Linked DNA regions of Homo sapiens: region 2 is linked to region 1. Evidence: read pairs that join two places in POLR2A ChIA-PET (ENCODE). Cell type or tissue: CD4-positive, alpha-beta T cell. All regions are shown on one strand. Each heading gives the region's core, and the rest is flanking DNA. Links, peaks and the distances in the headings are about the cores only.

Region 1 (4,403 bases), core at 221-4,220:
TAGATATTTTTCTCTGCTTTTGGAAATATATGTAAATCATATTAACAACTAAATAAGACTTTTGTCATTTTTTCTGTCTTCAGATTATCTGATAATTCAGATTTATTGCTTTGTTTTCGGTTCTGAAAAGTTTATTTTTTTCATTTTTAGTCCTTTAAAGTAGACAGATTTGTTTAGATAAGAGCTCATTTTAAGAGCACACAGAGGGGGGAGGGGGGAGGGATAGCATTAGGAGATATACCAAATGCTAAATGACGAGTTAATGGGTGCAGCACACCAGCATGGCACGTGTATACACATGTAACTAACCTGCACATTGTGCACATGTATCCTAAAACTTAAAGTATAATAATAATTAAAAAAAAGAGCACACAGAAGCTTAGCACAAAGATAAGATTAAATTTAGCAATACAGAATGATAAAGACTAAAAGATACTATATTTCTTTGACAGAAACCTGAAAATCCAAGGTAATTATCCAATATTTGCAGGCTGAAGTGCTTATACTGCAAAAGCAAAAACAGTTCAGGGTATAAACTAAACAGTGGAGTCTGTAGTTGTATCTTGCTTTCTATTTATTACTTCATAACAATTAGCATAATTATGTGTAATGTTTGTGGACAATCTGCATTCATGTACATTAAACTGTATTTTCTCTTTTATTTTGAGACAGAGTCTCACTCTGTTGCCCAGGCTGGAGTGCAGTGGTGTGATCTCAGCTCACTGCAACCACTGCCTCCCAGGTTGAAGTGATTCTCCTGCCTCAGCCTCCCAAGTAGCTGGAATTATACGCATGCCTCACCCTGCATGACTAAGTTTTTGTATTTATAGTAGAAATGGGGTGTTACCATGTTCACCACCTTGATCTTGAACTCTTGACCTCAGGTGATCCACCCTCCTCAGCCTCTTAAGTGCTGGGATTACAGGCATAAGCCAGAAACAGTATTTTCTACAATAGTACCAATACAAAGCTGCACTACTTACTTTGAATGAATCACTTAAATGGTTATTTTAATATTGTTATTTATACTTTTGAAATATAAAATGTTTTAACTGAAGTTTTAATTTTTTAAATGCTATCTACATTAACACTAGTTCATTAAAATTATTTATACTTTGATATTTATATTTAATATCCAAAGGAACTTTACTACCAAATTGTTACAGTAAGTAGATATTAGTGTGACATGTTTGTTACTTTATTCAATAGAGATAATTTTGAGTAAACACTATTTTAGTATATTTTATTTCACTAAATTGGTATGCTGCTATTGCAGGACAAATAAGGTTAGGTGATGTGGCCATGCAAAAACCATAATAGCTCTTCAGTTAGCTGTGTTGCAAGTTCTAACATATTCCACTATATGAACACAGTCAGATTCTATTTCTTCATCAGAAAGTGTTGTTGGAAGTTGTCAAATATATTTCAACGTAGAACCCCCATTCAATGGCTAGGAGATGAGAGAACAGCAGAGATAGAAAAGAAACTTTATAAAATTCTTCTGAAAATCTGCCCCCTTTCTTCATAATGCTCATGTTTCTCATGTTGAGAGTAGCTGTACACTTTAGGTGTTTAGAGAGAAATTTCTTTTAGGGGAATATTTTCTATCTGACATAATCAATGTTATATGTAGTCTGAGATTTTTCTTAAGATCATTTTAACTTTTTTCTCTCAGAACCATCTTGCTCCGACGGAGATCTGTTTTTCTCTCCAGTGCTTTGGGTCTCTGTTTCAGAAGCCTTATTCATAACCCTTGATTTTGGAATAAGCTGGGCTGTCACAGTGAGAACTTCTGGAGCTATCTCTATCTGGATTCATGCTGGAAAATCAGCAGTATTTTTCCCTGGTCACCATTATAAGTAGAAATGGGCTGAAACACTGCTCTCATTTCCATTATTGTGAATGTGTCATTCTACCCAGGAGGCCTGCAGGCTCTCCTCCTGCAGCTCAGGCTTCCCTCTCTGATGTGACACTAGAGTGCTGCTGTGGCAAATAGACTTCACATAAAATGTGAGCTGTGCTCTGGGCTGTTCCTCAGTGACAGATGGTAGAAGTCAAGAGGACACTAGCAACCAGGTGAAATCAAGCAGGAGTGCTGTAGCCCAGTGCCAGGGAGTACAGAACCACTGCTCTAAAATATAAATAGCCAAAAACATAGAACCCTATTCAACCATTTTTGTAGCAGAGTGAAAGCCTAGCTTCATCAGGTACCTGGCTTCAAGGTGCTAAACTACCTCCTGTTATGAAGATGTGAAAAGATTATTTATCATTGAATATAAGCAATTAGCATACACAGATGACCTCTTCAATCTCCAGGTGAATTTAGAATGAACTATGTATGACATGGTGCTGTAAATTCTACTTGTGGACTAATTATGATGTCCGTCTTTTTATTATTGCAGTCTGTTAAGCAGATTGACTATGATGCATGTCACATTCAAGTTTAATTGTGTAATAAAACCATTTTCTTTCTGTTCTATTGTGGCATTCTTCTGGGGATGGAGAAAACTTTTCTTTTAATTATTGTTTCAAAACACTGTCTAGAATTACCAGACATAATATAAACACATAAGGTGCCAACCAGAATTTACTCCAGAGGAGACTCCCTCTCAGGCTTCTAGTGAACTCACAGTTGTGCAGCACAGTGCATGCTGTCCCATAAATATGCAGGAAGAATTGTGTCTCTGCCTATTTGGTATCTATAGTCCTCTACAGTCACTTCTAGAGAGGCTAGATCAGATTTCTATAAATTTCACAATACAGTAATCAGTCATTTTACCTCTTTCACTGACTCTTGTATCTTCAGATCTGAAACTGATTCAGAGATCATGGGACCCACAAATCCAATTAAAGTAACGTGTGCATTGAGTAGACATGTAGACAAGAGGATCTCTACTTTCTTCTTCCTCCTCTTGCTAAAATGCTCACAAATTTGCAGGTAACACGTGCTGCTACTTCAGACATTCAGGCCCTAAATCTGCAGCTCCAAATTTTGAATCCCAGTCTTGAGATTGGGAAATAAAAAACGTTTATCTGAAAAATGCAAGTTCTTTTGGTTATCAAACTCAGACATTAAAATGAAAGTGCAGTTATGTCTTTCTCCCCCCTTTGAACTATGTATTTATCTCTTGAAACTGTTCACTATTGCCACAAGTAGCCATAAAATAAACTAATAATGCTGCCTTGGACCCTATATCCCATACCCTAAACCATAACCATATATTTCTAATCAATAATCAAAGTCATTTCTGTAAATAAATAAAATTTTCTGAAAAACAACTTTGTGTCAGCCCACTCTCTCTCTTTCTCTTGTTGTCTTTACAAATCTTCTTGTAACTGCTGCTAATCAAAGTGTAGATTTAAGGCAACTTGAATATTTGCTCCCAGTTTATAATCTAAAGTTGACCCAAATAAACTGTCTACTTACATTCATGTTACATCAGCTTTTTTTTTTTCCATTTAGACTTATTTAGAATGTGCTAGAGCAGCCTCTATGAGGGGATCCCTCCTTTGTACTCCACTTACTGTAACACCATAGGATGCAGAGCCAGGTTGATCCTACCTAGAATCTGCAGATAAGGTCTGCCCTCTGCCTGGAATTTACAAAAAAGGTCTGGACTTTGGACGGAGATGTACAGAAAACTAACAAAAGGCATTTTCTGCACTGTGAGATGTCAGTCTTGACATCTTAAGCTCCCATTTGGGAGTGTGGCATTTTGAGATTTTTCACATTTTGTTCATTGCCCTGCTACAGTGATGTGAGAGGATCCAGGAGGAAATAGAATGTGATGGCAGAATCTGTAAGTGTAAATAAGCATCTTAGGCATGAGAGATCGAGGCCACAAAGTATCCAGAACCATGATCACAACTAAATTTACCTGTAAAATGTGATACTGGAGTAGAGCATTTTTGTTCTTTCTTTTACCCAAGAGCTAGCAAATCAGGACGGGTGATCCAGGTTTTTGAGCTCCACCAAGGCAGTTCCATTTTTTATTTAGAATCGGCCTGAGTCTCTCCAACCTGGCTTATCACTGGGCCATCAGCCCCAGGTCAATGGGAATTCTCTCAGTCACCTAGGTGTCTTTGAAGCATTTGAGGATGTCCAGAGCAGACAAGAGTGATTACTTCTGCTTCTGTCTCAGTGTAAGAGAAATGAGTCATCCTGTGTTTGTTCATCCCCTCATATAAAAGATGTCTTTGGTTGGTACCCAGATGAGTTTCTCTAGTTTCCTGGTACTGGGATGATAAACAAGGAGAAGATCTGGAGACCCAAACAGATAAACTAGTAGCTTCCAATTTATATGGCCATTAAAAAAATACATGAAGCAGTCATGGTTCCAACAATCCAGAAACTTTCAGTCTAGACTAGCAACTGGATAAATAATTGAATTATGCATCATATG
Region 2 (4,403 bases), core at 72-4,071, 92 kb before region 1:
TGTAATCTGGGAGCAAAGATTCAAGTTGCCTGGAATCTACACTTTGATTAGTAGCAGTTAAAAGAGGATTTCTACAGACAAGAGAGAGACAGGGACTGGGATGATACAAAGTTGTTTTTCAGAAATTTTTATTTACAGAAATAACATTGATTATTGTTTAATTTATAGCTACTTGTGCCAATAGTGAACACTTTCAAGAGATGAATGCATAGTTCAAAGGGGGGAGAAATACATAACTGCACTTTCATTTTAATGTCTCTCTGAGTTTGATAACCAAAAGACTTGCATTTTTCAGATAAAATGGAACTTAAGATAAAAATCTCAAGACCTTGATTAAAAATTTGGAGCTGTAGATTTAAGGTCTGAATTGCTGGAGTCGCAGCAGGTTTTACCTGCACATTTGTGGGCATTTTAGCATGAGGAGGAAGGGGAAAGTGGAGATTCTCGTGTGTATATGTCTACTCAATGCACACATGTTACTCTGAATAAGTTTCTGGGCTTCATAGTATCTGAATCAGTTTCAGGTCTGAACATACAAGAGTCCATGAAAGAGGTAAAGTGACTGATTGCTGCCCTGTGAAGTTTGTAGAAATGTGGTCTAGCCTCTCTAGAAGTGACTGTAGAGGACTATAGATACCAAATAGGCAGAGACACAATTCTGCCTGTGTATTTAGGGGACAGCATGCACTTTGCTGCATAAGTATAAGTTGACTGGAAGCCTGAGAAGGAAAATCCCCTCTAGAGTAAATTCTGGTCGGCATTTTATGTGTTTATATCATGTCTGGTAATTCTAGACAGTGTTTGGAAACAATAGTTAACAGAAAAATCGGGCTGGGTGTGGTGGCTCACACCTGTACCACTGCACTCCAGCCTGGGCAACAGAGTGAGACTTCTGTCTCAAAAAAAAAAAAAAAAGAAAAAAAGAAAAAAGAAACAGAAAAAAAACGTTCTCCAGCCCCAAAGAAACTTCCCAGTAATAGAACAGAAAGAAAATGGTTTTATTACACAACTAAGCTTGAATGTAACAAGCATCATAGTCAATCTGTTTAACAGATCACAAAGACAGAAAGATGGTCACCATAATTAGTCCACAATTAGAAGAATTTACAGCACCATGTCATACATAGTTCATCCTAAATTCACCTGGAGATTGAAGAGGCCATCTGTGTATGCTAATTACTTATATTCAACGACAAATAAACTTTTCACATCTTCATAACAGGACGTAGTTTAGCAGCTTAAAGCCAGGTGCCTGCTGAAGGTAGGATTTCACTCTGCCTCAAAAATGGTTTAATAGTGTTCTATCTTTTTGGCTATTTACATTTTAGAGCAGTGGCTCTGTACTCCCTGGCACTGGGCTACAGAATTCCTGCTTGCTTTCTCCTGGTTGCTAGTGTTCTCTCTGGACCTCTATCATCTGCCACTGAGGCACAGCCCAGAGCACAGCTGACATTTTATGTGAATCTCATTTGCCACAGCAGCACTCTAGTGTCACATCAGAGAGCTAAGCCTAAGCTGCAGGAGGAGAGCCTGCAGGCCCCCTGGATAGAATTGAACCTTCACAATAATGGAAATGGGAGCAGTGTTTCAGGCTTAGTTTCTACTTTTAATTGTGACACGGAAAAAATACTGCTGAATTTCCAGCATGTCTCTAGATAGTGATAGCTCCAAAAGTTCTCACTGTGACAGCCCACTTTATTCAGACACCATGGGATACTAATAGGGCTTCTGAAACAGAAAAAGCATTGGAGAGAAAAACAGATCTCCATCTGAGCAAGATTATTTTGAGAGACGAAAGTTAAAAAGATCCTAAGAAAAAGCTCTGACAAGATGTAAGTTTAATCAAGTCAGTCAGAATATATTCCCTTAAAAGAAATTTCTCTGTAAACACCCAAAGTGCACAGCTACTCTCAGCATGAGAAACATGAGCAATATGAAGAAAGGTGGCAGAATTTCAGAAGAATTTTATAAAGTTTCTTTTCCATCTCTGCTGCTGTCTCATCTCCTAGCGATTGAATGGGGGTCCTATCTCTTTTTTACTCTCTCTCTTTTTGAATGTATTCAACAACTTTTACTTCGGTAATAGTGTATTGTCAACACTAAAGCTAATTTTAATAAAACCTTATAAATAAATCAAATTCATGATTTTTGGCCACTCCAGGTTTACATACATATTTTGTAATTTCTTCTAATATTTTTAACTCTACAATTTATTTTTATTCACTTTCTTTTTATTTTTTCTACTTGAAACAAACTTTAAGTAATTTCAAACTGTTATAGGAGATAGAAAGAAATCATTTTTGAGAGTCTGAGGTGGGTGGGTCACCTGACGTCAGGAGCTTGAGACCAGCCTGGCCAACATGGTGAAACCCTGTCTCTACTAAAAATACAAAAAAAAAAAAAAAAAAAAGAAATTATTTAGGGCACACTGGCGCACACCTGTAATCACAACATTTTAGGAGGCCAAGGTGGGCAGATCACTTGTGGTCAGGAGTTCAAGACCAGCCTGGCCAACATGGTGAAACCCCATTTCTACTAAAAATACAAAAAATTAGCTGGATGTTGTGGTGCATACCTGTAGTCCCAGCTACTCAGAAGGCTGAGGCAGGAGAATCGCTTGAACCCAGAGGGCAGAGTTGTGTAACTGTCCAAGGGGTTCACCTTGCCCATGGCCTAGACACAGCCAATTTATCAAGACAGAGGAATTTGTGGAGGAAAAGTTAAATATTAAATTTGAACTCATTTGAACGTGGACACAATCAATGATCAACAAGTCCTAGAACAGGTTGTGTGAGCCCCTTGAGGCTTTAATCCAGTGCTCTTTTGGAGAAATCTCTATTTAAATCTATTCCTATATATTAGTTGTTCAAAAACAATAGACAATTGTAAAAACAAGTTGACTTTTTTATGTTACTTGAGCCCATTCACGAACAGCCCTCATGACTGAACCTTAGGCCAAACAACTAGTTACAAAAGATCTAGGGTCCCAGACTGTGCCGAAGCTTCATGAGACCTGTCCTCATCTGTGCACAGACTAGTGGCTTACTCTGAAGCCCAGACTGTTGCTTCCCAGTCTGCTGGTGAATCCTCCATAGTCTGGTGGGCAATATATATATATATACACACACATACATATATCTTTTCCCTTCTCCTCTTCCCATTGCAATTTGCTTATTATATAAATCTGCTTATTACATTGATTTGCTTATTATATCATTTGCTTATTATATCTGCATTCCCATTTACATGGGATAAAACTTGTTGACCCTTAACGGTATTGTGTGTGTGTCTTTTCTTCTCCCCTTTCACGTTTCCCACACAGAACATTTTTGGCATCATAAACAGAATTCGAAAACAAAATTGTGCCGCTTTTTGGCCAGAAGGACAGGGATGGAAACTCGAGGAATTCCCATATCCAGGGATGGGAACTCCCCCAGTTTTCCTCTTTGGCGATTGAATGGTCCAGGGGAACTGGCCTTTGTGAGAATTGGGAATCTAAATTAGCGCAATTTAAAATTTGACTGTGCATGAAGTGCTGCAGGGGATTCCAGTCAGCAAAGGAGATGGTGATGGGATCTCCCAGAGTGGATGGTGTTTGCTTACTGCTTATAAGTTAATGTATCAAGATAGGGGATGGTTGCTACAAGAGAAACGTAAGATGGAAAAGGAAAATTCTAATCTGACTTCCAGACTGGCCCTGGCCCCATGTCAGGCCTGTGTCTTGACTGATAAGGCTCAGAAATATCTGCCTATTGATGAAAAAAGCAGCTGTCCCAGTGGCCCCATCAGGATAAAATTGAAGAACTAGGCAGCCGGGGTTTAGAGTGGGTAAAAACCCAGCTCCTATCTCAAGGATGGGAAATTAACCTTAGTAAAATTCAAGGACAGGCATCTAGTGTAAAATTCCTTTACATCCTATGGAATGCAGGGAAATCATCCATTTTACCAAAGGCTAAGATGAAATACTAGAATTTGCAACCCCTACCACTGAAAAGGAGGCCCAGAAATGTATTGGCTTGTTTGGATTCTGGAGACATGATATTCTCCACTTGAGTAACATTTTACAACCTCTGCATGCAGTCACTAGAAAACACGATGACTTTCACTGGAGAGAGAAAGAGAGCATGGCTTCTGAACAAGCTAAACAAGCAAGTCAACTGGCCCTGGATCCATAGCCCTTATGGGATATGCCAGTAGAACTGCAAGTAACTATCCTAAATCAACATGCTAATTGGAGCCTTAGGCAGAAACAAGATGGGAAGAGGCTACCTTTTGGGTTTTGGACTCAGAAACTGCCAGAGGCTGGAAAACCTTATACTCCTTTCAAGAAGAAATTCTTAGCTTGCTATTGGGCTTTGCTGGAAACAGAACACCTCTGCTTCAACCATGATGTCTTTATGAGA

Evidence for each region. Peaks named below come from ENCODE experiments on the same cell type or tissue, not always from the same donor. Only the 100,000 strongest peaks of a DNase experiment are listed, where the experiment ranks them.
Region 2: POLR2A ChIA-PET joins it to region 1 with 6 read pairs; 3 of 35 experiments call an interaction of 5 or more read pairs at or near these places.

Annotation. Positions count from the first base shown.
Region 1 is chr19:20,349,069-20,353,471 of GRCh38, reverse strand. It overlaps the pseudogene BNIP3P20. Among named protein-coding and RNA genes, the nearest start is that of MIR1270, 48 kb to the left of the region's middle. In CD4-positive, alpha-beta T cell, for the core only: no CTCF peak of the experiment used is centred there; no DNase peak of the experiment used is centred there.
Region 2 is chr19:20,440,842-20,445,244 of GRCh38, reverse strand. All of the region lies in intron 1 of LOC105372317 (a long non-coding RNA gene), which reads right to left. It also overlaps the pseudogene BNIP3P23. Among named protein-coding and RNA genes, the nearest start is that of MIR1270, 44 kb to the right of the region's middle. In CD4-positive, alpha-beta T cell, for the core only: no CTCF peak of the experiment used is centred there; no DNase peak of the experiment used is centred there; H3K27ac peaks cover 437 bases.